5 separate regions of the Mus musculus genome follow, and regions 2, 3, 4 and 5 are each linked to region 1. A link is a loop called in an ENCODE intact Hi-C map of the cell type or tissue named here. Cell type or tissue: heart. All regions are shown on one strand. Each heading gives the region's core, and the rest is flanking DNA. Links, peaks and the distances in the headings are about the cores only.

What was found. A loop is a pair of places that touch in the nucleus more often than their neighbours do. Peaks named below come from ENCODE experiments on the same cell type or tissue, not always from the same donor. Only the 100,000 strongest peaks of a DNase experiment are listed, where the experiment ranks them.
Region 2: it touches region 1 in a loop (16-fold over the local background); 36 of 42 quality-filtered maps call a loop at or near these places.
Region 3: a loop joins it to region 1, with 2.3 times the contacts of the local background. A loop is called at or near these places in 4 of 42 quality-filtered maps.
Region 4: a loop joins it to region 1, with 10 times the contacts of the local background. A loop is called at or near these places in 36 of 42 quality-filtered maps.
Region 5: a loop joins it to region 1, with 2.6 times the contacts of the local background. A loop is called at or near these places in 6 of 42 quality-filtered maps.

The regions. Positions count from the first base shown.
Region 1 is chr7:144,582,565-144,588,340 of GRCm38, forward strand. No RefSeq gene overlaps it. Among named protein-coding and RNA genes, the nearest start is that of Fadd, 3.0 kb to the left of the region's middle. In heart, for the core only: CTCF peaks have their summits at 1,239 (motif pointing left), 3,265 (motif pointing right) and 4,916 (motif pointing right); no DNase peak of the experiment used is centred there; H3K4me3 peaks cover 52 bases; H3K27me3 peaks cover 1,503 bases.
Region 2 is chr7:144,890,908-144,896,683 of GRCm38, forward strand. It overlaps Gm26793 (a long non-coding RNA gene), which reads right to left. Exons shown (of 2, transcript XR_003946907.1): 2 at 3,214-5,776. It overlaps Fgf15 (fibroblast growth factor 15), which reads left to right and starts at 5,625. Exons shown (of 3, transcript NM_008003.2): 1 at 5,625-5,776. The coding sequence starts at 5,772. RefSeq lists a promoter at 2,050-5,710, enhancers at 4,211-4,257, 4,232-4,774, 4,232-4,583, 4,604-4,636 and a cis regulatory region at 5,477-5,491. In heart, for the core only: CTCF peaks have their summits at 3,515 (motif pointing left) and 5,127; a DNase peak (open chromatin) is centred at 5,124; H3K4me3 peaks cover 1,833 bases; H3K27ac peaks cover 670 bases; H3K27me3 peaks cover 3,558 bases.
Region 3 is chr7:144,486,611-144,492,386 of GRCm38, forward strand. Ppfia1 (protein tyrosine phosphatase, receptor type, f polypeptide (PTPRF), interacting protein (liprin), alpha 1) reads right to left here. Exons shown (of 32, transcript NM_001195086.1): 22 at 5,132-5,213; 23 at 4,842-5,042; 24 at 2,587-2,649; 25 at 2,081-2,107. Among named protein-coding and RNA genes, the nearest start is that of Cttn, 19 kb to the left of the region's middle. In heart, for the core only: no CTCF peak of the experiment used is centred there; a DNase peak (open chromatin) is centred at 2,821; H3K4me3 peaks cover 320 bases; H3K27ac peaks cover 2,815 bases.
Region 4 is chr7:144,904,832-144,910,607 of GRCm38, forward strand. Gm39119 (a long non-coding RNA gene) reads right to left here and starts at 5,706. Exons shown (of 3, transcript XR_870078.2): 1 at 4,811-5,706; 2 at 2,283-2,427; 3 at 1-117. In heart, for the core only: CTCF peaks have their summits at 888, 2,361 (motif pointing left) and 3,217 (motif pointing left); no DNase peak of the experiment used is centred there; H3K4me3 peaks cover 724 bases; H3K27ac peaks cover 640 bases.
Region 5 is chr7:144,466,269-144,472,044 of GRCm38, forward strand. Cttn (cortactin) reads right to left here and starts at 4,667. Exons shown (of 18, transcript NM_007803.5): 1 at 4,421-4,667. In heart, for the core only: a CTCF peak has its summit at 3,106; DNase peaks (open chromatin) are centred at 3,323 and 4,513; H3K4me3 peaks cover 2,739 bases; H3K27ac peaks cover 2,376 bases.

The DNA of each region.
Region 1 (5,776 bases), core at 602-5,601:
TTGACTTCAGCTTACGCGCGCGTTTCTCACCCCGAGGCAGAACAGATCTTGTTCACCAGAAGTGTAACGTGGATCCTCTTGGGGCTCTGAGGAGCTGCGCAGCCCTACTGTGTGGGGGGGGGCTGGAAGAGCAGCTGCAGATGCCTACGGCTGCCAGATCATGTTCTATCACCGGAAAGAAGGAAAGAGAGAGAGAGAGAGAGAGAGAGAGAGAGAGAGAGAGAGAGAGAGAGAGAGAGATGGATGGAGTTACTTATGGGCTGGAGAGACAGTTCAGGGGTTAAGAGCACTGGCAATTCTTACAGAGGACCTTCACGAATTCAATTCCCAGCACTCACATGATGGCTTACAACCATCTGTAATTCCAGTTCCAGGGGCTTTGACATCCTCTTCTGGCAAGCACACTTGTGGTATGCTGACAAAATACTCGTACATATAAAAACCATTAAATATTCCTTGGTATATGTATGAGCATTTGTAGGTGGTTTAGTGCTCCTACAGGTCTTCAAGTGCCCACGGAGGACAGGAAAGGGCATGGATACCCCTAGGACTAGAGTTCCGTTTGGATGTGAACTCTTGTGTGGATCCAGGTTCTCCGTGAGAGCAACACAGTGCTCTTAACCGCCAATCCATTCCCCCAGGCCAATAATATGTATATTAAAATGAGTAGAAGAGAGGATTTGGAATATTGTCATCAGAAAAAGTTGATGTGTGCCGGAGGTTGTAGAGACACTAACTGCCCTGCTTTGAGCTTTCGTTAACAATACACTGATTCCACAGCCACACCCAAGTACTGCTCATGAGTTAAAAAGTGCCTGTTGCCCAAGCTTGAGGACCCATGCTCAGATCCTGGTGTCCACATAAAAAGACGAACAAGGAGGTGCCCATCTGAAACCCCAACTTTGGCAGAGACAGATGGATTCCTGGTGCTCAGTGGCCAGGCACTCTAGCTGAATGGCTGAGCTCCAGGTTAGTGGGGCGCAGTTATGCACAGCATACCCAGCAGGGTTGACTTATATTTTTTTAGATTGACTTATAATTCACCCATTTAAAGTTCAGTGCTTTGGTTGATTTTTGAGACAGGGTCTCACGCTGTAGCCCAGACAGACAGCTGAGGCTGTATAGAATGACAAATGGGGCTGGAAAGGTGGCTCGAGGTTAAGAGCGTTTGTTACTCTTCCAGAGGATCTGGGTCTGGTTGCAAACAACTATGCAGGACTGCTTACAACTGTCTGTAACTACAGACAGGGGAATCAGGGGCCCTCTGCTGGTCTCTGCTGGGCACTACAGTCTCTCTCTCTCTCTCTCTCTCTCTCTCTCTCTCTCTCTCTCTCTCTCTCTCACACACACACACACACACACACACACACACACACACACACACACGAACACATTTTTACTAGGTTGGGGGAGGGCTCTTTAGGGGAGCAGACCAACAGAAGTGAATTTACTGGACTGGCTTACTTGAGGGGGCTGAGTGTATGTATCCTGTAAATGCAGAGGAGATTCAATCCCAGAAGCTGGAAACCTCAATAGTCAGAATCCAATCTTGAAAGTCTGGGGGTTCCCTGGAGAGCCTATAGTTGTTGAGTCTATAGTTTTTCCTCTATGGTAGTTTCTTTTGAGACAAGATCTCATGTAGTTCAGGCTGCTCCAGAACTACTCCCCTTCACACCATGTAGCTCAGGATGACCCTTAAGCTTCTGATCCCCCTGCCTCCACCTCCCAGGTGTGCACCACCAGGTCCAGTTTATTTTTGTTCTGGATGTCAATCTCTTGTTAGATGTGTGTTCTGTAAACACCTCCACATCATGTGCACTACTTTTCCAGTCTGTTCATAAGATCCTGCAATTTAAAAGTTCATAATTTTGATAAAATCAGGTGCATGTATTTTTCTTTCCATTGTGCTAATAAAGGGGAAAAAGCCTCTCTGGTGGCGGTGACCAGAACACGCCTCTCAAGAATGGCCTCCACCATCCTTGTCCAGAAGAGAAGAGGACATACAGAAGCAGGGTGCTACAGAGCCAGGTTCCCACCTCACAGCTGTGAAATGCCCAGAGCATATGCAATTCCTAGTCATGCCACCATACTCCACGTTGGCTGCTCCTACAGCAGGGAGAACAAGGTTTCCAGAAAGAAGTTCTTCATGAGGGAGGAGCACTGAAAGTCCCTGAACCAAGATGAGCCGGAGGCCATCCCAACAGACACCAAAAGGAAGGAAGAGAGCCAGCTGTGGCGGTTCACGCCTTTAATCCTAGCATTCAGGAGGCAGAGGCAGATGGAAGTCTGAGTTCGAGGCCAGTCTGGTCTGCAGAATGAGTTCTAGGTCAGCCCAGGCTGAGAAACCCTGTCTAAAACAAAACCAAACACAAACAAAAAGGTAAAGAAAGGAAGAGAAAGAAAGGGGGTGGATAGGAGTCAGGATGGGAGGAAGAGGAAAGAAGGAAGACAAAGAACAAAGGGAGAGAGGGAGGAGAGAAACAAGGAGGGAAGGAGGGAGAGCTTGAACATCCCTTACTGGTTTCATGGAGGTAAACTCACCCTTGTTTGTGCTGATGATGGTTAGAACTCTTGCCTTCCTCTCTAGGGTTGTCTGTCTCCAAGTTTGTCTTTTCTTGAGTGTTGTTGCTCCACTAATGCTAGGTGGGAGCTTTCCTCAGCTCTGCCATCCCTTGCCTTTCCTTGCAGAGGTTGTTGTTATTGTTGTGTTTGTTTGTTTGAGGCTGGGTCTCACTATGTACCTCTAGATGGCTTGGACTCACAGAGATCCCCTTGCCTCTGTCTCTGGAATGCTGGGATTAAAGGTATGCCCCTGCCATGTCCATCAGGGAACGTGGAACCTCCGCTGCAGGGATGGGCAGCGTTGTAGAAGCCTCATCTTAGACACCCGTATCTTAATTCTCAACCTGTGACACCCAGGCTTAGCCCTGGCCCCTGGATGGAGGCCATGAAGGCCTGCTGAGTGAAAAAGATTTTGTAGATGTAGTGAAGATAAGGCCCCAGGTTGGAAGATCTGCCTGGCATGCCTCAGAAGACCCATCTGGGCCTGTACACTCAACAACTAAAGAGCCCTGAAGAGGAAGGGCCCAAAGTCAAGGCTGGCACTGCAGTTCTGCCTTGGATTTTGGGGACTTGGCGTGTCTGGACCAACCTGGAACTCAGTCTACAGAGTCCCCTTCAGACCTGAAACTTTAGGCTCCTGTTAGCAGCATCATTTGCACCAAGGATTTGGTTTATGCTCTCTGGGTACAGATCCCAGGGTTGCCAGCAGAGGGCGGCAGCCACCAACAGAAAGAGGCCAGCAGTGCCTGTCTTGGCTTGGAGTCAGCACGGTGGTCAGTGAAGAGGCTGCTGAGTATGGGACATGAAGGGATAAAGGCTTCGGAGGAGCCATAGTGTTCTGCATGTCTCCCCTGAGTGCTGGGATTACCGGCATGAACCGTCAGGCCTGGACAAATCTGAACATTTAAATGCAGATTTCCAGGACTTTTATTTAGGAAATTTTAGAAGCAAGTAAGATGTGAACCAGTGGTGTAGATCAACTGGAGCTGCCTTATAACCAGGACAGGCCCCACTTTTGGAAGTATCAGGCCACAAAAACTGTCCCTGTGGTCTGACAAGACTCATTATGCACCTAGTATGACTTGGAGAACTTGGGGCCAGAGAGATGGTTCCATGGTTAGGATCACTTGCTGCTCTTCCTGGGAACCCGAGATTAACCACAGCATTTACATGCAATTAAAAATAAAAGAAAATCTTAAAAAAAAACCCCACAGAAGTTGCAGACCTAGGGCCTTCCCTACCTCGCTCCACCCATGAAGTCCCTGCAATGGTAGAAATGTTCAAGCCTAAGTAGGAAGTTGTAGTTTGAAGAGATGGTTTTCCAGCCAGCTTGCTGGGTGAATGTAGCCCTCTCTAAGCCTCTAAATTCTTATTTAAAATAACACCCCTGGCTGTCTGGGGTTGTTTTTTGTCACCAGGTCCTGAGCCATATTAACCATTCTCCATTCACCTCATGCTAGGCTTATTGTATGCCTGCCTGCAACCTTCTATTTGGTCCCATTCATTATTTTCCCCCTCAGCCATGGCATTAATCCCTAGTGTTAACCAAACTCCACTGATGTGCTATATCCTCCTCTTCCTAAAGTCCAGGCTATCATGTCCAGTCTCCATGAAGCCGGAGAGCTCTGCCTGGGTCAGTACTGGTCTTCTGTCCTCCTCGTTATCTTGCTACCCCCTTGCCTCTCTCATCTCAGAACTTATTAGGCACCTTAGGGCCACCTCAGGGCCTTTGCACATGCTCTTCCTGTTCGCTCTACCTCCTTCTGGGCTCTCACTGCTTGTACCCAGTGCAGTTACTCGAGACAGCCTCACCCGTGTTCATTAAGCTGTTGGCATCTTACCTCCTTGTGGGATGATATGGTTGTGGGGTTTGTCTTCTGAGTCAACACATGACACCCTCAGTAGTGCCATCTAGGGGGAGGGGATATGTTCACTCTGTCCCTGCAAATGCTATGTCAGTTCTGCAGAGTGGGGAGGAGGCTCTGTTAGGAGACCTCTGTCCAGAGCTAGTAAGGGGTCTGAGACATCATGCATGTAGTGCAGCTCTAGACCCTTACTCTGTACCCTAGCGGGCTTCAAAAGAGGGACCCTGCAATGCTAACTGTGCTGATGTCCTGTCTGGATCCTATAGACGAGAAGGAAATGTTCCAGGGCTTAAACAGGTTTTTCTTTTTTGAGACAGGGTCTCACTATGTAGCTCTCGATGGCCTGAACTCCTGAACTCCAGAGATCCACCTGCCTCTGTCTTCTGAGTGCTGGGATTAAAGGTGTCCATGCCATCAGCCCCCCTGGCTAGGGCAGAGTTAGATTAGGAGCTGCAGCTTTCTACATGGTTTGCAGGAGTGCCAACAGTAGGGGGCATCAGAGGCTGCTGCTGCTCTGGGGAGGTTCCAGGGCTAAATGGTATGCAGACTCCATAGCTAGGTGATTAATGCTTTACTGGCATTTTGGGGTGTTAGAAAGAACTCTTGTATTATGAAATTATGGTGAATATGGGCGACAGATCTTTAAATAAATGTCCCCACTTGCCCACTCACATACACTGGTCCCACAAAGTTGCTCCCCATGGGATTTGGAGACAATGTGTGATGCTGATTCTACTGCGCTGGGTTATATGGTGCCTTAGCTGTGAGGCTGTGGGACAAGCAGCTAATGGCCAACTGTAATCTCCACTGAGGCAGAGCTCATGCCTAGCAGGGTCAAGTGCACCTGTCCACACCCAAACACAAAAGCACATCTGCACACAGACGCACAAATGTACACATACACATATACAAACATGAGAGAGTGTGTGAACATGAACGCAAACACACCAATGCCTGTGTGGAGTGTGTATAAACACACCCACATACCAAAGTGTGCATGTGCAAGTGAGTGATACATAAGACAAGGCACTTCTGAAACATATCCGTATACACACACACCTGTGTGTACACACAGGTCCGCATGTGCATGTGTACACACAAATACGAACATGGAGACACAAATGCACACAGGCACACATGAGCACCACAAGTATACACATGTATGTGCACATTCAGAGGCACACACAAACACTTGCACAGCCCACGCACGCAGTACAGGGAGATGGCATCCCAGGACCATCTAGAACAATTCAGACACTGGCCACAGAAGAAATGAGTGTTCTTGAATGTTCTCAGGTCGGTGGTAGTGCACGCCTTTAATTCCAGCACTTGGGAGGCAGAGGCAGGCA
Region 2 (5,776 bases), core at 504-5,503, 310 kb after region 1:
TGGGAATTAAACTCAGGACCTTTGGAAGAGCAGTTGGTGCTCTTAACCGCTGAGCCATCTCTCCAGCCTCTCTCTCTCTCTCTCTCTCTCTCTCTCTCTCTCTCTCTCTCTCTCTCTCTCTCTCTCTCTCTTACACACACACACACACACACACACACACACACACAGGGTTTCTTTGTGTAGCTGTCCTGGAACTCACTCTGTAGATCAGGCAGGCCTCGAACTCAGAAATCCACCTGCCTATGCCTCCCAAGTGCTGGGATTAAAGGTGTGTGCCACCACTGCCCAGCTTGTTTTGTTTTTTCAAGCCAGTATTTCTTTGCATAGCCCTGGCTGTCCTAGAACTCACTCTGTAGGCCAGGCTGGCCCTTGAACTCACAGAGATCTGCCTGCCTCTGTCTCCAAAGGGATGGGATTAAAGGTGTGCACCAGCACTGCCCAGCTTTGAACTGTCTATCTAGCCGAGAAAGGCATTGAACTCCCGGTCCTCCTGCCCTACCTCTGGAGTGCTGGAATGACAGGTGTGCACCATCACATCTCACTCTTGTTCATGTCTTGAGCCTTGGCTTCCTGCCTTGGGTGCTCTGAGGAGTCAGTATCCATGGAAGTCATTGTTGGTCAATGGTCATCTGTTCTCCACTCTTGGAGGTATCCATACAGAGGCCAGTGGCCCTGTGTTGAGATTCTAGCCCTGCTGCTTGCCAGTGGCCAGTGTGGAGAAAATTGTCCCCTTCTGCTTGGCATAAGCATCAATAGAAGATAGACAGTGTCCATAAATGGCTGTAGCCATTCTCATAGAGGCTGAACATTGCTTGGGAGGTATGGGGGGATGGTGGTGCTGGTCTGGAATAGGAAAAACACCATGCTGCCCTTCAGGAGAGTCTTCAGATGGTGCCAAGTGTGTCTCTGGCCATAGTTACTTATATCATCAGGGCAAGAACATGACTCAAACTTCAGCACTGTATCCCTAGGGATGTCATATAAACACACGTAGAGCCACCAGGCCCTAGTTCAAGAGGAACAGAGACTGTGACTCTAAGTGGCTTGTGAGGAAACTTCCAGAAGGATCTCTTAAAACAAACAGAAGGCGTGGGAATCAGGCACTGGAAATGGGGAGATTGCTCTGCCCACAGGGATGCATTTCTACCCTAGTGACTCCACCCACCTTGCTGGGCTCCTAGCAACATCACCAGCACCAGTTCTGCAGGCAGACAGCAGGAGACTGAGTCATGTAAGTTAGGGGCCTCACAGGCCCTAGCTCACTGGCATCCTAAACACTGGCCTTCAGGAAGGTAACCTCTGAGCTCTGGCTAGCACTGCACTCCAGAGTCTCCATCTAAATGACTGACAGCCAGCACAGCTCAGAGGAAAGCAGCCTAAAGGGACACAGGATAAGGAGCAGAGGAGGCAAAGCCCTTTGTCCATCCGGCTAGTGGATCCTTATTTCTCCTCCTGACCTTTCTCATGGCCGTGGGATGGCACCCTGCACAACCTCGACTGGGCATTGGCTCTCATACCCTGGCCTGCCCTTGGTGCCCTTGGGAAGCCAGCATGAAACGAGCCCATCAGCAGAGCACATCGCCATGGGGATGGGAGCCCTTAGTGGTGAACTCAGGGATAACTGACTGTGAGTTTTCACAGACCCGGGGTTGCCTGTGGTTGGCTTGCCTTCATTCTCTGTGGGCCCAGCCTCCTCCAGTTGAGGGCAAGACACCACATTCTCAAAGAAGCTCTGCAGCAATGTCCTCTTGCATTTTCTAGATGGAGACACTGGGTCAAAGGTTATTTCCACTACACCCAAGGGATCTTCCCAACCGATTTTTGTAGGTATGATTTAAAATAAAATATACCCTCTCACAAGTTTCCATTTTCCAAGCTGAGAAGAGTCCTGGAGACACTTGGTGACACATACTTCCACCATGACATGAGTATGGTGGCCCTGAAACACCCGGAAAACAGTTTGCTGGGCACATTCTATGTAGTGTGTCTCGACAATGGGGAAAAAAAAAGAAAAAGAAAAAATATACATATATAGCAGGTTCAAAATTAATGCATCTTTAAAATTCGAACACGGCTCGCTCTGTAAAAATTTAGAAATTACACAAATTCCACCCCCCCAACCTGATTTGAAGGGCACAGTTACTTATGTGCCTGTTATGCCCATGCCATAGTGCATATTCAGAGGTCAGAAGAGAACCTGTGGGGGTCAGTTCTCTCCTCCCATTCCTTGGGGAGTGAGCTCCGTCTTCATCAAGCACCTGTATCTTTTAAGTCATCTTGCCAACCCTCTCAGAGCGTTAACAAATGTTACTCCCACACTCATGATATGGGACATTTTGGTACCTATAGCCACACTCTTCCCATCTTTCCCCTTTGGCTGTGGCCTGGCCTTCTGACTCTTTTCCTAAGTTTGACACTGATGGCTCAGACCTGTCATCCCAGCACATGATAAGCGGAGGCAGGAAGGAGGATTGCCTTGAGATCACAGCCAGCCTGGCTGGGTCTCATGGTGACTTCCAGAACAATAACAACCACCAAGCAAAATAGAAACCAAAAACCAAAATCAGGACGTGAGAAGGGGGGTCGGGGCAGTTCTCAGCAGTTAAGAAGTTTGTTTGCACCGGGCAATGGTGGTACTCTCCTTTAACCCCAGCACTTGGGAGGCAGAGGCAGGAAGATTTCTGAGTTCGAGGCCAGCCTGGTCTACAGAGTGAGTTCCAGGACAGCCAAGGCTACACAGAGAAACCCTGTCTCAAAAAACAAAAAACAAAAACAAAACAAACAAACAAACAAACAAACAAAAAAACCCAAGAAGTTTATTTGCCTGTTTTTAATTTTTAAAGAGATTTATTTCATGTATGTAAGTATATATGACGAGTACACTGTAGCTGTCTTCAGACACACCAGAAGAGGACTTCAGATCCCATTACAGATGGTTGTGAGCCATCATGTGGTTGCTGGGAATTGAACTCAGGACCTCTGGAAGAGCAGCCAGTGTTCTTAACTACCGAGCCATCTCTCTAGCCCCAGTTAAGAAGTTTACCGTTCTCCCAGAGGGCCTTAATTCATTTCCCAGCACCCACATCGGGGCAGCTCACACCCAGCTCCAGGGGTTCATCACACCTCTGGCATCTCTGTCTTCATTCATCAGCATATCCCACACACACAGATAGACCCACATATACCCCCCCCGCCCCCATATATGGAACTTTCAAAGAATAAAAAGTTTTGTGGCCTTTTGTTTTGTTTTTGTTTGTTTTCAATCAAACAAAAAAGCCCCTAAACCAAGCCCTTCTGGCCATCTGTCCAGCATGGGCCCCGAGAAAACAGCAGAGGCCACAGGAGTTCTGCCACTGCTCCCCCCCATACCACACAGTCCCTGAGATGACAGATTAGAAACCCAGTCTCAGCACCACACAGGCTCTGGAGATTCCTGGGGACTAGATCTGCATCCAGAGGCCGCAGAAAGCAGCAGGCACCTTCTCTTTCATCAAGAGAGTCTATAAAGTAACAACAGCGCCCCCTGCTTGCAAAAAATCGCTTTCCCTTTTCTTTCTTTCTTTCTTTCTTTCTTTCTTTCTTTCTTTCTTTCTTTCTTTCTTTCTTTCTTTCTTTCTTTCTTTCTTTCTTTCTTTCTTTCTTTCTTTCTTTTCCTTCAATTTTCTCCCGGGGAGGGGGGATATCCCCAAAACCTAGGAGTGGTGATCAGAATTTCCTGGGCACGCCCACCTCACACCCTGCGATTCGTTCCCACATTGCTGTAATTATAAAAAGCCACTTAATAGACTCTCGCTCTCCGTGTGAAAAGCACAGGCTCTTCTATACACAGAGAGATCTTAGGACTCCTATGTCTACTCTTCCAAACAACACAAGTTAAGCCCAAAAGCAGGCTGATGTAACTGGCAAGAGTTCACCATGTGCCCAGGGAGTAGCCATCTGTGGATCCACTGTCACTCCTGTGCTCTGAGACAGGCCATCCTGCCTTTGTCACAAACAAGGCTCCATCTTCACCTCTTACGATGTGCATCCTTGGGGGCGCTCTGTCACTTTCCAGAGTCCCATTTTCTACCTTGTTCAGAGGTGGAAGTAAAACCCGCCCTGGAGAAGAATGTTCTTATGGCGGCCCCCAGTGACCCAACAGACTTTCCTCTGATCACTCCATTACCAACATCTCTAACTCTTCTGGGAGTCCCTGAGAAGGGCGCAGAGTGGGGATGGGGTGCTGCCACCCGCATGCCACCCTCCAGCCCAATTTGGGGGGACTCTTCAGTAAAGCCTCTGCCAACCTCCCTGGTACCCCACATTTATCACGGACATTAAAACAAAAGCGTCAGGAGAAGGCAATTAAGATTAATAGCCCGCGCTGTCGATTGAGAATCACAAGGGAGAAGTAATTAGATTTTACAGGAGACATCGCTCTCTAAAACAAGCCTCACAGCATGGGAGTCCCCGGTCCTGAGAGCCTTCGGTGATGTCTTTTTGTAAAGGCTTTCCTGATGACATTCTCCCAGAGCTCCGTCATTAATGCCAGTCACTGATGGCGTCTGAAAGTGGCGTGTTCCTCATTGAGATTCATCAGATCTGCCATTTCTCTGCTGTCCCGCCCCTGCAGACAGACCTCCCATCACCACGGAGCTAGGCCAGTACCTTTTTACCCAAACCAGCCTCCTGGGGCCCCACATACAGGAGTTGGGGGGTTGGAGGCATAATGAGAAAGGATAAGCGCTGAGCCAAAGCCCCCTGCGAGGACCCTTTCTTTCAGGCAGGGGAATTCTCTGCAGGCTGCCTCCTTTTCTTTGCAAGAGCGGCTCTAGGAGAAGCCCCCATTCTCCTCCCACCTGACCGGCCGCCAGCAGCGTCCACCGTTGCTCCTAGCTGGCCCCCTCCTCTCCGGTACGCAGCTGTCCCCCGCGCACAGACTCAAGGGCCTGATCATCGACCCAAGAGGGGATCCCGCGGCCTGCCGTGCTTCTGCACGCTGGTCAGTCCACCCTTCTCAAAAGTCGCAGCCCCAGTGACATTCCACTTGTGGAGTCCACGCGCGAGGCAGGCAGAGGACGTGCAGACAGCGACTGGCAGCACATTGGAGACCGAAACTAGGGCTGAAGCGCCACCTAGTGCGTGCGACACGTTCTCACGAGGTCTCCACCTTGTAGGGCAAATATCCATGAAAAGGGAGCCTAGGTCTGGGGCCGGGAGAATGAGGGAGGGTAGGATCTGCGATAGCGTGCTAAAGGAGAGATTCAAGACTCAAACAGGGGGCTACGGAGGCAGAGCTCTGCGTGCCTTCTAGTCTCTGTGACTGTCCCACGCGCATCCCTCTGAAAGCCCAGGGCCTGAAGACCTCAATAATTAATAGTAAAATTAAAATAGCCTATTCAATAACCACCAAGATACTGTGCATTGAACACTTGCTCCCCAGGCCAGGGTCGCAAAGGGGGGGCTCCTCCTCTGCCAGATCTGGCCGGCCTGGGCGGGGTCACTGGGTTGGGGCTTGAATGGGTGTGTGCGGGGGGCGGAGACTTGATGCAATTAGGAGGAGAAATGCTCTGATGCCCGGGTCACCTACCCGCGGGGCCCGCGGGACGAAACGTATATAAGGCCGCGTGCCCGGAGCCACCCCACTGTCGGAGCAGTAACTCTGTGCGCCCCACGCCACAAGCGCCCAGTTGCTTTGTGGGTTGTGCCTGCCCTGCGCCTGCAACTTGAGTCCCCGCCGCATCGCAGTCTCCGCGCCACCTTTGTAACGGCCTTCAGGACCCCGAGGTGTCATGGC
Region 3 (5,776 bases), core at 461-5,460, 96 kb before region 1:
ACTGTGGAGAATTCAGCATTCTGGGAATGGGTGAATCTACCTCCAAGCAGCACAGAGCACCTGCGGAGGGGAAGAACTGAATGCTTACCCACAAGAAGTGCAGCTGTGCCCTCAGTAACTCCCAGCACTGAACCACCAGCACAAGGCAACAAGACACACAAAACCATCGAGCAGGGAAGGAAGTCAGTCAGCCCTGTCATTCACAAAGGACAGGACCAACTGAGACAGGAAGCTGCACAACAGCCCCCAGGCCAAGACCCGGGTGGTGCTAAGCAGTATGAACAGGGACCCATTTCTATAGACTAAGAACCAACTGGAAACCTAGGTTAAAAACATCACTTCTAGTGACTAAACAGGTCTGTCCTGTGGAAATGAGCACACTGCAGGCAAAGAGAGCAGGTGACTTGATGCTGGGAAATAGAAACAGCCTCCCTCCACTGCTCACCTGCTCCAGCCAAGGCACAAAGACACTCTACTAAAAGAACTATTCTATTACTGTCCCTAAGCACTCTAGATCATCACAAGATGTCACTGTCTATCAGCACTGGGACCCTTAGCTATTTTCTGGCCTGGGTCTGCATTCTTGGAAGGGCAGAATGAAGAAGATCCTATAAAGAAAGGGCCAAATGAGGCAGCACTGTCCCATCTGCATGCTTCCCAAGCACACCAATCACTTCTTTGTGGTGGCCGTTGCAGCGAGGGCTCAGTCCAGGGAGCTCTCCTTTTCTCCTAGGATGCTGAGATAACCTAGGAAAGGGAGGCACACAGAGCCAGATGCCCTAGGACAGAGGAAAACGCTGCACAGCACAGATACAATCCAGACTAAGCAAAACTTAGGCTACAAAGTAGGATCATGGCCACACCTCTTATTAATGGTTCCTCAGTGTCCACAGTCTATCCTGTGTGGGAGAGCAGGCTGAAGTCTTTGCCTAACAGCTCAGTTGGGAAGAGAATTGCGAGCGAGTGATACAAGCCCCTTCTTTCACACTCCATTGCAAAGCATGCTGCTCACACTTCCTAGCCTGAGACAAGCATCTATTTCTACAAAGAACTAGAATCACTGTGTGTGGACATGTGAGGTGCCCTGTGATCATCAGAAAGTATCCAGCTGACCATCCTGACTGCCCATTCTGTAAGGAACTGCTAGCTAGGCTGAGTAATGGCAGGGAGAAGCAAAGTAAAGGAAGAGCAGTGGACCAGAGCCTGTATCCTTTCTGCATCACAGTGACATCGATATAGACAGAGGTAGCTGCCTGTGGTGGGGAAAACTAAGAATATTACCTGCCCAGGCCCATAGCTCAACCTCAGCAATAAAGCTGCTAAAATCCAGGGACGGAACAACTGTCATTCACCTGAGCTGCCTGAATGCGAGATGGCAAAGCACTTAGGAAGAGCTCCCTGGGTAGTAAAGAACTGGGGACTGAGAGTGCAAACACAGTGAGAGAGCTCAGTGGGCAGAGGCACTGGCCAGCAAGTCTGAAAACAGAGTTCCTCCCTGGAACCGACATGGGGAAGAGAACTGACACTCCTGCATTGTTCTTTGACCTCACTATGGCATGTGCACACAGACAGATAAACACAAATACCTAAATGTAATAAAAACGTTAGCAGGAAAATGCAAACACCCATGAGACAGGAAGAAGCCTCACCTCTTAGAATTCCCCCAGTGAGATCTTTAAATCTATTCAGTATTAGGGCAGCACTCAGTAAGACATCAACACAGAGACACAGGAAAGGCATAATGTTTCTAAGGTTTGCAAATTTTATTTCTCTACCAGGAGATCTTGAAACCTAAAGTCGTCCCAGCAGGGAATTCTGCACGCACTCTTAAAAGGTGTGGGCTCCTGTGTGAAGGACCCCACATCGACAGAAGCCTGTGCTCATGAAAAGCCACCACAAAGGCTCCTGTGAAAATGTTCAAAGTTGTCCATGAGACGCTGCCAAGCCTGCCCTGGGCTTTAACCACACAGAGCAGACTGGGGTTCTAAGAATATCCAGAAAGACAAGTTCCAAGCTTTACCATCCCAGAAACTTTCTGTTGCCACACAGTGAAGGTAGGTAGGTAGAGAAAGATGCCAACCTGAGCCCAGCTTCCCTCCTCGTCTTCCTGATGTTACATGGTTAGGAATGCAAAAGAACAAACCGTTAGTGTTTGTAAGCTATGGTAAGGCAAGCAGGCAATCATGGATGGTTGGACACATGAGCATGCTGGGATCGCAGCAGCATGCAGTCTGTGCAGCACCAGCAGCCTGGGGTTTTCATGCAAGAAACACACCCTTTCCATGCCAGCATATCAGTAAGAGGGAAAAGCTGGGTTCCACTATCAGAGTCGGGTGCTAAACTGAGCTCTGTCCCGAGGGCAAATCAATTCTATCTAAATGAGCACATCTGCAGCAACTGTAAGATCCTGGAAAGAAAAAACTAAAGCAAAACAAACTCCAGTTTGTACACTTAGTTGATAACCTAAGAGGGGACATGTCTGTGAAACAACTGAACATTAACACCTTCATTCCCAACAGAAAAGGCCAAAGCCCAAGCTGGTCTGACACAACACGTGCCCTGAGAACGCAGGCTGCAGTGACTAACCGTTTGTGGCGTGGCTGTAAGCGTTTCCATCTCTTCATGTGTCAACCAGACATTTCCTGTGGTCTAAGGTACCCAGTGCACCAGCCATATCCCAGGGCCAGGGAAGCATGACAGAGAGGAGAGGGCACACAAATAAACTTCAGGCACAGGAGCCTGAGGCAAAGGCCACTCTTCACAGAAAAAGATAAAAAGCCACATGAGCCCAGCCCTCCTGCCAGAAGCTATACTCTGGCAGCAACTGCTCAGCAGAGAAGAGCTCACAGCTTCCAGGGCTGGGCTGCTGTGTCTGCCCCTGGGGTACATAAATAAAGAAAACAACACCCATTTTAGACTTCCAGAAATGTTGGCTCTCTCAGAACTCTGCTCACTCTCTTACAACAATCTCACTGGACTGGAGATAGGGCTCAGTGCCAGAGCTGCCTATCAGCGCAAGGCCCTGGGCTTTATCTCCAGTACTTCCTAAAGGAATGCCTCCCATAAGCAACCTCATTCCAACAGCAGCAGAAGGCCCCTCTTCCAGCTGGCAGGTATACACCAAGGAACTAGCCCAGACAGGCCAAAATTAACCATACCATGTCCTGGCTGTCTCCCTGACACAACCAGAGACAGGACCAAAGTCTATATGCTTGTTACTATAAGCTCAAGGGAGGAATCTATGCCTGTGCCTGATAGTGTGGAGGGAACACTTCCAAGCTAAGATGGTGGGAGCTCCCCGTACAAGCACAGCGGAGAAAGACTTTGGAGGGGCCTCAATAAACATGCCTTTCTGACATGAAACTATCAGGGAACAGGAGGGATTGTGGCAACAAATATCATTCTCTGGATAAGAGCTCTGAGCCACAGCTGAAGACAGAATCCAGGGTTCATCCCACAGAGAGCAAAAAAACTTTCCAACACTTTAAAGTAAGTTTGAGTTAGGGTGAGGGTTGCAAAAAGGCATCTCAAAGGTACTTGAGGGCTTCTCCAGAATCACTCAAGGTAGTCAGGAATACAGTCATGTTTGGCTTTCCCCTTTGGTTGATTTTTACAGAGAAAAATTACTGTCCAGTGAGAAGAAAAATACATTCTCTGGTGACCAGGACACTGGGTGGCAGCAGCTATTCCTCACTAGTGACATCCAAAGTGCTCTGCAGAGCTAGTACTCCAGAGAAAATGCAAGCAGCTCACTCCTTACATGCTGCCATGGAGCCCATGCCAGGGCAGAGTTCACAGACTAAGGAGGGCAGGGGCTGGATGCCAGTGAATTTTAATTCAGCAAAGTAAGTCTAAGTGTTCTTCCCTTGTTCTACGGTCCAGCACACCGTTCTGTGACATACGGCAGATAAAGAGGCACAATCCCACCTCTGTGACAGACCAGCCACAGGCCCAGGCCAGCAGCTATCCCTGTCGAGTCAGAGACCCTGGATCCCTACTGTCCTACTGCTGCACTGTGAAGAAGTCACAGGGGAATGTGTAACCTGCTCAGCAAGTTGCTCACTCTGTGTGAATGCAGAGTCCAACTCTGCATGGTCCGGGGTCATCAGGCATGAAAGGCAAAAGGCAGGAAGTGCGAGTATAGATAATAGAGTATACACTCCTCAGTTCCTGCACGGAAGCCCTCGGGACAACAGGTACAATAAATGCATGTGAGGGTTTTTTGTTTTGTTTTTAAATAATTTATTTTTATGTGCTTTGGTATTCTGCCTGCATGTATGTCTGTGTGAGGATGCCAGATCCCTTGGAACTGGAGTTACAGACAGTTGTGAGCTGCCATGTGGGTGCTGGGAAATGAACTCTGCTCCTTTGGAAGAATAGCCAGTATTGTTAACTGCTGAGCCACCTTTCCAGTCCCACATGTGAGGTTTTTAAGAAACAATTTCTACCTTTAAACACCTTTCTTCTTGAGGTTTTTCTAGACAAGCTTTCATTTTTAACTGGATTAGGGTCTCACTGCTGGACTCAAAGCTCGGACCCTCATACTCCCATACTAGATCAAATGGACCTCACACTCAACTTCAGCCAGGCTTTCATGAAAACCTTTGTCCAGTGCTGGTTACTGGTACCTTTCACATGCTAAGCAGGTACTGTACATAAATCTGTATCCTAGCCCAAAATGCTTGCTAGTCTTGGGTCATCCAATTCATACAAGCAAGTTCTAAGGCATCTGCAGCCATGTTTTAAATGAGACCTTCTGGGGGTTACAACGACCTATAAGAAAGCCTTCCAGGAGACAGTCCTTCCTCCCTGAGCATAAGAGCACCTCACGGGAGACTTACCGTCCTGGATGTGGGTGGAGCAGAAGGGCTAGTCAGTGACATTATCTCTTGGATGGCCAGCCGCAGCTTCAGCCTATGCAGGGGGTTGCTGATGCCAATCTCCCGCTGGATCTCAGTGTCTGACAGGGCTGACATGATGGCACCACTCTTGACATTTGCTCGGCAAGCAGCCACATACCAGGCAGGCATCCCAACCCAGAGCTAGACATGACAACAAGAGGGCCAGAACATCAGGCAAGTGTGAGAGGCCTTGCTGAGTTCCTATAGTGCAGCACGTGAAGAGGACTCACCTCTAACCACACTACCACTGTGGGCCCATCCCACTGTGCAAAAGGCAAGCCTTGCCTGCGGGCCTCCTCCAGCAGCTCGTGCCTATGAGGGAGACATTCAAAAGAACCAGTTAGTAGATAGCTTTGACAGGTTTCTAAAACACAACAGGTGCTCACCACCTTCTTCCAGGCTCCAGCTGCTGGCACCATTCATAGCACACTAGCTGTGTTTACTACAGAGTGCCTGCATGAGGAGCTGGCTGAGCCCTTTATCCCAGAGAATCCCACCTCCTCTCAAAGAATGACCAGTAGCTTGAGTGACACCCAGTAGTCCTCAAACCTAAGTTCATGTAGCACTAGGCATCACACCCTTTTACCCTGGCCAGAAAGAACACAAACATGTTGGCAGGTGGATATTTGGTGCTGAGTGTCCTTATACCTACGAGAATGGTATCCCCTCCCCCAAAATTGCAGGTAATGGGGTGCACCTTTAATCCTAGCATTCAGGAGGCAGAGGAGGGTAGATCTCTGTGAGTCCAAGCCTAGCCTGGTCTACACAGTGAATTCCAAGACAACCTGAGCAAAGACAAAAAAGAATATTTTAAAGTCCTGGGGAGCCAGCACAGTGGGCAAACTGCATCCTAGCACACACCAGATGTGGCTTCT
Region 4 (5,776 bases), core at 376-5,375, 320 kb after region 1:
AAAACCTCACCTCCTTCGTGAACTCACAGAGGTTCGAGGCTGGCCTCTCATGATGACTGCCAAGCCTTGTGGTTACAGTACCACAGTGTCACAAGCAGGAAGATCAGATCAGATCAGCTGTACAAGAAAGAATGGGTACAAACACGTGTGTCATATATGCCTTGCAGTGCAAAGACCATTGCCAAAAGAAGGCATAAGATGCAGAGTTGTCAGGGATGGGGCTCAGAGGTGGACCACAGTGGAGCAAGCAAAAGGCTCTGGGTTCCATCAGAGCATCTTAAAAGAAAAAAGGAAGGGGGGAGGGAGAGAGGGAGAGAGAGAGAGAGAGAGAGAGAGAGAGAGAGAGAGAGAGAGAGAGAGGAAGTAGTTGCCTTGGGATAAGAGAGGTGGAAGAACTCTTTCTATAACCGCCTTTTTTTCTTTTCTTCCAAAAACCTTTTAAAAGGAGCTGGGGAGGGGGATGTTGCAGGGAAAGGAGTAAACTGGAAATCATCATGTTAATGAAATAAGACAGACTCTGGCCAACAAGAGGGCTCATTGAATAAAGTGGCTTGCCACCAAGCCAGATGCCTGAGTTCTATCCCTGGATCCTCAGGGTAAAAAGAGAACTGACTCCTGAAAGTTGTCCTCTGACTTCCATATATGTGTACATACACAAAATAAATAAAATTATGAAAAACGAAACCAGACTCAGAATGGCAAACAGTGTGTGTTCTCTCTCATACACAAAACCCAGATTTAAACCTGTGTATGTGGAGTAGGGAGAGAATGCTCAGCACGAAAGATCACTGGCTGCTCTGGAAGAGGACCCAGGTTCGGTTCCCAGAACCCACCTGACAACTTATAACTGTAACTCCAGTTCTAGGGGAATTAGAGCCTCTACTGGCCTCCTCGGGTACTGCATGCATGTGGTGCACATACAAACATGCAGGCAAAACAGGCACATGCATAATTACATTTTTTTTTTTTTGAGACAGGGTTTCTCTGTGTAGCCCTGGCTGTCCTGGAACTCACTTTGTAGACCAGGCTGGCCTCAAACTCAGAAATCTGCCTGCCTCTGCCTCCCAAGTGCTGGGATTAAAGGCGTGCGACACCACCACCTGGCTACATTTTATGTCAGTGTGTCATAGACAGGAGGTCATGAGAGGAGAGGAAGGGATCTTAAAGGAGCAGGAGGAAAGCGGAAATAGAATTCACGTGACCTGGAGAAAAAGGAGAGGGGTTAAAGCATTTGTCCAGGTCATGAAGACTGGATCTCAGTACCACTGTCACTGGGTAAGTGTGGCGCCTGCCTGTATCTCCAGCCTCTGAAGGCATAGACAGAGGCTCCCCAGAACAAGCTGGCTAGAGAGGCTGTGCATATTGGTGAGCTCTGGGTGTAAGTGAGACACTGCCTCAAAGAATTAAGTGGAAGACTGTTGGAGGTTCCTGACACCAGCCTCAGGTCTTCATATCCACATGCACACACACACACACACACACTTAAATATAAAAATTCCTTCAATTCCAGCACTCAGGAGGCAGAGGTGGGCGGAGATAAGTTTGAAGTTAGCCTGTTCTGATCTATATAGAGACTGTCAAAAAAAAAAAAATCCTGGTGTGGTGGCATATGGCTTCAATTCCAGTACCAGGGATGCAGATAGAGAGGCAGGAGGATGTCTGTGACTTCGAGGCTTGTCTGGTCAACTCAGTGAGTTTCAGGATAGCTAGGACTACATAGTGAAACCCTGACTCAGAAAACAAAAACAAACAAACCAAAAATTAAAGAGATAACTAAGATGACCCAGGGTTTCTGCATAGGTCTGTGAGGACACAGGCTTCAGTGGCCAGGCCTGCCCACCTTGACCTCAAGGGCTGACACTGCCACCTGACCTACCCCTTCATAAGATTTTGTTCTGGCAGTCCTAGCAGACATTAATAAGCATGTATACTCATCCGTCCTCTCATTTACCCGGTTCAGGAAGGTGGAGGCCTAGAGTGGCCAAGGGGTTTGTGTGCCTCCTGTGGTATGGTGTCACATCTGGAGGCTGGGTGAGGAGGTGGGCAGCGCAGCCTGCAGTGACCAGCATGGGCCAGTCTGGACATCTTGGGTATACTGACATGCCCTGAGCTGAGGGGATCCCAGTGTGTCTGCTGGCTGAGTGTCCAGCTGTGGCGGGCAAGGAATCTCAGGGTGTGTCTTGAGTGATATCAGCCAAATCCCTCCCTAGTTGTAAAAGTAAAGCTCGACTCTTCCACGACCCTTATAGTCGTGGCTAGGGGCAGAAAGAAAGAAATGAGACCTGAATATTTTTGCAGGGAAACCGCGATCGGCGGCGCCTCAGAGCGTCCGAAACGCAAGCGCGCCTCCTGGTGGTCCCTCACCGAACTCGCCGCGCGAGGATGCCTGCGCTTCCAAAAGTGTCCCGTGGGCTCAGAACCTGCAAGCTGAGAGGTGACAGGATGCGGATCCAATAGATGCAAGACATGCTGGACCCTTAGTGCAGTTTGATCTGAGGGTGGCGACTGCTTCTACTCGCCTATAGCTTCAGACAATGCCCAGGCAAACAAAGGTTCTCCGAAGGAACTACTATGTGAAGGGAGCCCACAGGCAGCTAAAGAGTGTTTAGTTCCTTCCCACAACCCCAAGGTGCTATGCATCGAGAATTTGCTGTGGTGGTGGCTCACCTGTCACCACGGCACTCAGGAGATTGACTTGAGATCATTAAGAGTTTAAGGCCAGCCTTGACTACATCGTGAGTTTGAGGCTAGCCTGTGCTACATAAAACCCTGTCTTAAAGGGCAAGCAAAAAAGGGTCTTGGAGGAGACAGCACAGCAACGTTAAGACACTAGCCACTAACCCGGATGTCGTGAGTTGGATTCATGATCTTCACATGGTGGATTGTGTTAGCACAATCCTGCAAATTGTGCTCTGACTTCTACATACATGCCATGGACTGACCCCCCCCCCCTAATAAACTTAAAAAGAATTAAAATAAGCAAACAAGGAAAAAACCCAAACTGACAAAATATTCCCCCCCCCAAAGAAAACGAAAAACAAAAACCCAAAGTAAAATTTATTTACTATTTAGAGTACTTATTCGTACAACCAGAGATAAGGCAGGGATAAATACAGATGCTGACGTCATTTCGCGCACACCAGGCGCCCAGTCAGCAATACAAAAAAGTTCAAAGGCAGTCACCTTGGCTAGCCTTCCCTCTAGAGGCGGAAAAGAGAAGCACCAAGGGTACTTGGGAATTTAGTTGTTCTCAACATGTGGGCTGCAACCCCTTTGTGGGGTCGAACTACTCTTTTACAGGATCATCTGAAAGCCCAGATATTTTCATTAAGATTCATAACATTAGCAAAATCACACTTATGAAGTAACAATGAAAATATTGTTATGGTTTGGGTCACCACAACATAGGAACTGTTTTAAAGGGCAGCAGCATTAGGAAGGTTGAGAGTGGTGGTTCTCAGTCTAGAGGGTTAGCTCCGTGGTGCCGTGTCAATGTTCAGTTATGCTTTCTTTACTGTATCAAAGTGGCAACTTTGTTTTTGTTTTTCGAGACAGGGTTTCTCTGTATAGCCCTGGCTGTCCTGGAACTCACTTTGTAGACCAGGCTGGCCTCGAATTCAGAAATATGCCTTCCTCTGCCTCCCGAGTGCTGGGATTAAAGGTGTACGCCAACATGCCCGGCTAAACTGGCAACTTTGGAGAAATCTAATAGACAGATCCCTGTGGTGTTTTGTTTAATTGGGCTAAGACACTGCTCTTATCACAACAGCTAAGCAGTCCCTCACTTTCCTCCTTCCTCCCTCCCGGTTTTTGTTCTTCTGAGACAGGGTCTCACATAGTCCAGGCAATCCTTAACCATGACCGCTAGCTCCTTACACTCCTGTTTGCACCTGCCAAGTGCTGGGATCACAGGCTTTGACACAACAGACGGCTCTCGCCTTCTTAAACTTGAGAAGCCACGCACTGCCAAGGTTTAAGGGAAGAACTACAATAATAACACGCTGATCCACTATCCCGAACTCCATTTCCCAAGCTTCCTTGCTGTTTGAGGTGAAGCATGTGATCAACTCTGGCCAGTAGGCTGTGAGCAGATGCTCTCTGTTTTCCCCCCACTTTACCCCCCATCCTCATGTCTCAGGTCTATTTTGCCGCTTGCCTCACGGTGGCACCTTTGTCCCTGCTGGAGAAGTAGAATCTCAGGGTCCACACTGACATCCCACTGGGTGTACTACTTCAGAACCTTCATCCCAGCTTGATGGTGAAGTGTACTCCACAAGCTCTCAGGTTGGAATACTTCCCCATTTGGTAGGGCTGTCTTACAAAGTTTGACCTTAGGGATGTGGGCCTTGAACGGTATGGGTTCTGGGTCCGGCTTTCTGTTTCCTGATCCCCAAGATGTGAGAAACTACTGCAAGCTCCTGCTTCCAGTGACTGACTCGGCTCTTCCAACCCTCAGGTCTTTGTTGTTGTTGTTTTTCGAGACAGGGTTTCTCTGTGTAGTCTTGGCTGTCCTGGAACTCACTTTGTAGACCAGGCTGGCCTCGAACTCAGAAATCCGTCTGCCTTGCTAGTGCTGTGATTAAAGGCGTGCGCCACCACGCCCCCCCCTTTTTTTTTTTTTTTTTTGAGACAGGGTTTCTCTGTGTAGCCCTGGCTGTCCTGGAACTCACTCTGTAGACCAGGCTAGCCTCGAACTCAAGTGCTGGGATTAAAGGGCTATGTGCCACCACAGCCCGGCCCAACCCTCAAGGGTTACCCGCCAAAGTAGACTGCACTCTCCTATAGCCGGAGCCAAATTAACCCTTCCTACCGTAGTCATGATGTCTCATGGGTGCACAGCAGGTCCCGGCTCCCCAAGTCTCTCTGCTGCTATGTAAGCAGAGCAGGACCTCTCCAAGAACAGTCTAGGCTCACAGAGGTTACTCCTGGAGACGGCTCAACTTCTTTTTCCCCTTTTGGAGTGTCCAGAGCCCAGCCCCAGTTAGGCAGAGCACAGTTGACACTCTCAACCCTAGTCAACGCCACTCTGCCCAAGCTATTTGCAGCCCTTTCTCGCCAGGACTCTTCTTCAACCTGGAAGCGGTTCAGCAATGCACCCGTTTACACCCTTTGTCGGTGTGCTGTGGCTTGTAAGGGGTTCCCTAGCAGGCATGGAGAAAATGGGATTTCCTGACAGGCTTCCTGGGACTTCCTTTGGCAATTTTCAGGAAGAGGGCTTATGGAGAAAGCCCAAATGGCTCAGGGACCCTTGGTTCCTCTCCCAGTTACCTCTTCTTCCCAATTATGTCGTCACTTCTCTGTGAAGCATTCATTTAAAGTGAACGGTTATTTAATGGCTTCCTGTTAAGAATTTGTTTTTGTTTTTTTCCTCCACTGAGTATGGAAGGCTTACCCAAGGCTCACAAAGGTAAAGAGCACATTTTCCAGTGACAAGATCCAGGGCACACAAGGAAAAACATTACATCACCCGGGGCTGTCGTGTGATCCCAGGAGCCCGACCGCTTAATGCCGGTCTGAAACCTATTTATACTTCTAGGGTCTCTTCTTGAACCAAAATCAGAGCAAATGACCCGCCTTCGTTTTAGCTTGCTGTTCTTCCTTCTAACACAATGTGTGGATCCAGGCTAATCACTGTAGAGCGAGCGGTCCTCATGGCCAGGTTTGGATTGCTACTAGCCTACTATTTTTTTTTGATGCAGATATAACATTAAAAAAAGAAATCAAGCCGGGTGTGGTGGCGCACACCTTTAATCTCGGGAGGCAGAGGCAGGCATAT
Region 5 (5,776 bases), core at 591-5,590, 120 kb before region 1:
AATCAGGTATATATATATAAGCTGCCTATAATTACATCAGCGGACAGGAAGACCAGCCTCTTTCTAACTAGAGCCCACAGGAACCAGAGGACTCCGCAGATTCAAAGACCTCACCCCCCATACTTAGCCAACCCCCCCCACCAACCCCAAATGCAGCTGAGATCTCAGCCTCTGTGGTCGGCACCTGCCCTGCTCGCTGTACAGCTGAGATAGAACATTTCTTTCCCATTCTAATGTATGAAGGCGGAGGGCGACAGAACTCTGTCACTGCATTTAGAAACCGAAGCCTGGCATGGCAGCACACGCCTATGACTCCAGCTGCGGCAGAGACAGGACAGCCTGCCTCTAAAAGCTAAAACATGAGCCAGCACAATGGCACACACCTGCGATCCTAGTGCTTTGAGGTAGAGGCAGGGGGACCAGAGTTCTATAACTCCCATCCTTAGCCAGCCTGGGCTATGTGAGACCACCTTTAAAAAAACAAAACAAAACAAAAAAACAAACAAACAAACAAACAAACAAAAAACCCACTAGTCACAGCCCATTCATCAGGGCTGGGAGATGGCTCAGCAGATACAAGTGCTTGCTGCACAAGCCTCATGACCTGCACTTGATCCCAGAATCCATGTGGAAAGCCAGATATGGAGCCAGTGAGCAGCAATGCTGGGGTTGAGACCGGGGTCTTACTCCACAAACACTCTGCAACCCAGCCATGTCCCTAGCTGTATGCTCAATGTTCTCAACTTCAGAACCACGAAAACAACCAACTGAAAAATAAGTCTGTGTAATCTGGGATCTAAATAAGGCCCCTGTACCCATCTCTCACACACCAAAGGACTGAAATGAACATGAATGCTTCTGACTGCAATTTGCTGATAACATCTCAGATGTTATGTTAAGAACACAAGGATATATATACAGCCGGGCGTGGTGGCGCATGCCTTTAATCCCAGCACTTGGGAGGCAGAGTTCAAGGCCAGCCTGGGCTACAGAGTGAGTTCCAGGACAGCCAGGGCTACAGAGAAACCCTGTCTCGAAAAACCAAAAAAAAAAAAAAAAAAAAAAAAAAAGAACACAAGGATATAAAAACAGAATAAACACACTGGGAAGTACTCTGTGTATGTCTTTCTGTCTGCCTTTATGTGTCTATGTGTATGGATGTGTCTGTTTGTGTCCATGTATGGGTCTGTGGAGCAACAAGTGTGCTGTGGTGTGCTTATGGAAGTCGGAGGATAGATAGCCTGAATCTTTCCTGCCACATATGTCCCAGGGACTGAACTCAAGGTGTCAGGCTCAGTGGCAAGTGTCCTTTGCCCACTGAGCCTTCTCATCTAAATGCTCAAATGTTTTTTGGTTCCTCAAAAGATAACCACCAGAAAACCAACAAGAACCTGTATGGCAGCATATAAACTAGAACCCAGCACTCAGGGCGCTGAGGTGGAGGCTGTAGAGTTTGAGGCTAGCCTGGACTACAGAATGAGACCCTGCCAAGAAGCAAACACGTGACAGGATGACCTGTGGAAGAAGAATGGTTTTCAAATAATGGATTCCGAATATATAAAGAGCACTTACTAATCATTAGTTAAAAAGATAGCTAACCTGTTTAATAACAAAGATGCCAGGCACAGTGATAGGGGACTGGGGGAATGACACTTAAACATAGGAGCTCAATGGAAGGATCTCATCTCAAAACAAACAAAAAAGGAAACGGAGGAAAAAGGCAGGGCTGGAGCTCATGGGTGGAATACAAGCTTTGTGTGTTCGAGGCTCTGTACTTGATCCCCAGCAAATGGGATGTGGGGGGTGCTGGCAATGTGGGAGGAGGGCTGAGAGGAGAGCTAATCAGGGGAAATTCGAGGCTAAGATATCCAGTTTCGTTCTTTTCTAAAGGACAGAGCAGAGCGGCCCAGCTTGATAGTGTGTGCCCACAGCCTATAATCCCAACACTCAGGAGGCAGGAGGATGGCTGCAAGTGTAGGGGGCATGCTGGTGTACGTAGTGAGTTTCCGGTTAATCAAAGCTATAGAGATCCGTCTCAAATGCATCCCAACCACCACCAAAAAGGGAGTGGGAGGGAGGAGTAGAAAGAGAGACACATACAGACAGACAGACTCCAGGTTTGTTCCTAGGCTGGCCAGAACTCCTTGGTCTTAAGGTCCTCTGCTTCAGCATTCCCAGCCACTGGGACCATGGGCATGCACATTCTATGTAGATCTCTGAGAAGGCCAAAACTGTTTGTGGTGATGGCTGTACAACTCTGAATACATCGATAACCACTGAACCCTTCAATCGGGTGATCACGTGTAGGGTGAAATATCAATAAAGCTGATAGAAATCAGACGGGGACAGAGAAAGCCACTCAGCCCCACACAGCCAGCACGAAGCTCAGTCAGAGAGGACCTAGTCACAGGATGGAGGAATCCACCATCTTGAGGCCCTGAACCTGATACCTATAGCGCAGCGGAGCAAAGGTGGCTGGGTCAGGAGTTGTTATGGAAAGGGCAACCCCCACCCCATGCCTATGGAGGCCAGTGCACAGACGGAGTAGGCTAGCCTGCCCAGGACTCCATTAAGAGACAAGCTGGTAGGCAGACACGACCATGCCCAGGACAAAGACCAGGGGCACAAGGAGGTAAGGATGCTCAGGACGGTGCGGAGTTATGCCAGGTGCCTTCCCGACTAACAGGTCAAAGTCTGAAGGGCCAATTAAATTCCCTGGCATTTTACAAGGTGTTAAAGGCATAACTGTCATAAGCCCTCAATTAAAGGTCAGCTCTAGGGCCAGGGCTAAAGTTGGGTGGAGAAGCTGTCTAGCAAGGCCCAGGGTGCTCTGGAGACCTAGTACCACAATCAGTTCTTCAACCCCACCTCTGCACTCTTCTACATCTGAAGCTCCCACAAAAGCTGCTTCTCCCTCCTTCAAACTTCTGGTGACAACCTTCTCAGTCAAACAGAGAAGCAGTGTTGACTCAGGGCCTGAACTGGTGACTCACTCTGGGTGAGCCAGCAGAGGCCTGACCCCTGGTGGACGCTGGGGGAGGGGGGTGGGGGGTGGGCTGTAAGTTCTGACTGTGAGGGTCTACTGGGTGGTGAGGACTTACTGGAGCTTGGGCTACTTACTGGCAAGGCCCAGGCAGTGCAGCCAGGGCAAACCACTAGGAAGGGCTAAAGCCTCTGCTTGCTTCACTGGGCACAACAGGGAATTCCTTCTCCCTGGCCACAAGTCCCCATCCCTCACACGGACCAAGAGGAAACAAAGGAACATACCAGGCCCAAACACCTCTGCAGTGACTGGGCACACACCCAGGAGGAGGGGCGGCTGGATTCCAGGCTCCTTAGCTCCAGGAAGCAAGCTAGGCGCTTGGATTTCCATTGACCCCATTGCAAATTTCCCTCAGGTGCCCAGGCCTTTCCTCAGATGTTGGCCTCTCAGCCCAGTCCTGAGGACTAGAGACCAATGCTGGAACCCGGCTGCTCAGCCTTACCAACTTCCTACAGGTCCTTGGACCCTCATAATTCCACTGGGTTCTGGAACCCCAGGCTCCCCAGGCCCACCAGCTTCCCCCAGGCCCTCATCATTCCACTAGATTCTAGAAGCAAAGTCCCCTTACCCCCACCAGCATCTCCCAGGCCTCAGGTCTACATTCTTTTCCCAGGTTCTGGTACTCTGACTACCACAGACCCATAATTATGCACTCTGACCTAGAACACCCCAAACCGACTTAGCACTTCATCCTGGGTTCCTGCTCTGAAACCCCACCCCTTTCTTTATGTCCAAAATTCCTAGGGCCTGTGTCCTAGGGCCCGCCCCCTCAGAGCCAGACCGGCTGTGCACCCCTAGCTACTCCACAAATGACGGGATGAACGGCTCAGCATTGGTGTCCGAAACCTCCGATCCTTGCCCAATACCCGGGGCTCCGACGTCCCCATCCAGACCCTGCGACCCGGGACTTTGAGCCTCCAATCCTGGCCCTACACCCCGAATCCCGAATCCCAGCGCCACACCACAACCCCAACCCCCCGATTTCGGACCCACACCGCGAACCCTTGGCCTTGACTCTGCACCCCGGTTCCCCCTCCTAGCACTGCACTCCAACCCCCGATCCTAGCCCTGCAGCCCGGGTCCCGACGCCCGACCCCAGCCACACACCCCAAGTCACAATCCCGGCCCCACACCGCGAACACCGGGTTTTGGCCTGGAATCCTGACTCAGGGGTCCCAGCCCTACACTCCGAGGCCTCGACCAACAGATCCTGGCCCTGCACCCCTGGGCCCCGACCCTGCCCCGCACTCGGATCACCTGGGCCCAGTCCAGACCCTGTACCCCAACCTCCCGTCCAGGCCCGGCACCCTGACAACTCATCATCCCACACCCTTCCTGTCCCCCAGCAGCTCTCTAGGACGCCCATCCCCCGCTCACCGCACCAGCAGGGTCCACCAGGCTCCCGCCGCGCCCCGCCGCTCCCTGTGCCCGCTCACTTCCGGTTCCGCGGAGGCGGGGCCGCATCCGGGGCCACGCAAGATCCCGCCCTATTCCAGGCCGTCCCCGCCCCGTATTCCTGTTAGCTGATCAAGAAAGCAGGATACACAGTTCCAGGACTCATAGGCAGCTCGGCCGCCAGTCAGCTGCGGAGATCCGATTTAGAAACACCCGTCAAGCCCTGTCCAACACACATTCACCCTCAACCCAGCTTCCAACCATGTATCCACCCTGCAACTCTCTACCCACGCATGGATCTACACAGCATCATTCACTCCCCTGTCAATCTTCTACCCACCAATCCACCAATCTGTCCTTCTGCCCATCTACCCATACACCCACTCATCTAGCCATACATCTGTTCATCCATTCTTCCATCTATCTGCTTCCTATTGTGATCAAAAAACTGAACCCTGTCTCGAAAAACAAACAAAACAAAACAAAACAAAAAGAACTGATCAAATACAGCTTGGGGAGAAAACTGCTTATTTGGCTCATAAATTATAGTCCATCACTGAGGGAAGGAAGTTAGAACAGGAACTCAGGCAGGGCAGGAACTGAAACAGAGACTATGAAGGAGTGCTGCATACTGGCTTGCTCAGCCTTTCTTTCACATCCCAGGTCTACCAGTGTAAGGGTGGCAACCCACAACGGTGGGTTGGGCCCTTCTGAATCAATCAGTAACCAAGAAAATGCCCCCACAGACTAGCCTACAGGCCAGTCTGATGGCAATTCATCAACTGAGGTTTCCTCTTCCAAGATTACTCTAGTGTCAAGTTGACAAAAACTAACCAACATGTCACCTATACACCCATGTGTCAACCATCCATCTACTTATCTATCCATCCACTCATCTATCTGTCCTAGTTGACATTAACTGTCAACTTGAAACAGCCTAGAATCACATTTTTTTTTAAAAAAATCTCAAATGTGTACTTGTCTTATTTAGGTTATTCTGTGGGCATGATTGTCTTGATACAGGAGGGCCAACCCACTGTGGTCCATCCCTAGACAGGTGTCCTGGACTGTATAACAAAGCTAGCTAATAAGGCAGCGGCCAAGTGGATCACTTAGAGGCCAGTCTGGTCCTGATCAGCCAAGTGAGGGATTCTGTCTCTCCTGCCCCCCTCTCCAGAAGGAGGAGGAGGAGAAAGGAGATGAAAGAGGGAGGTTAGGGATGTAATTCAGTGGTAGAGTGCCTGTCTAGTATGTACAGGGCCCTGGTACCAACCTTAGCACCACAAGGCAGAAAACAAAAGGCTAAACTGTCAAAATTTATGAATAGATCAGGAAGGA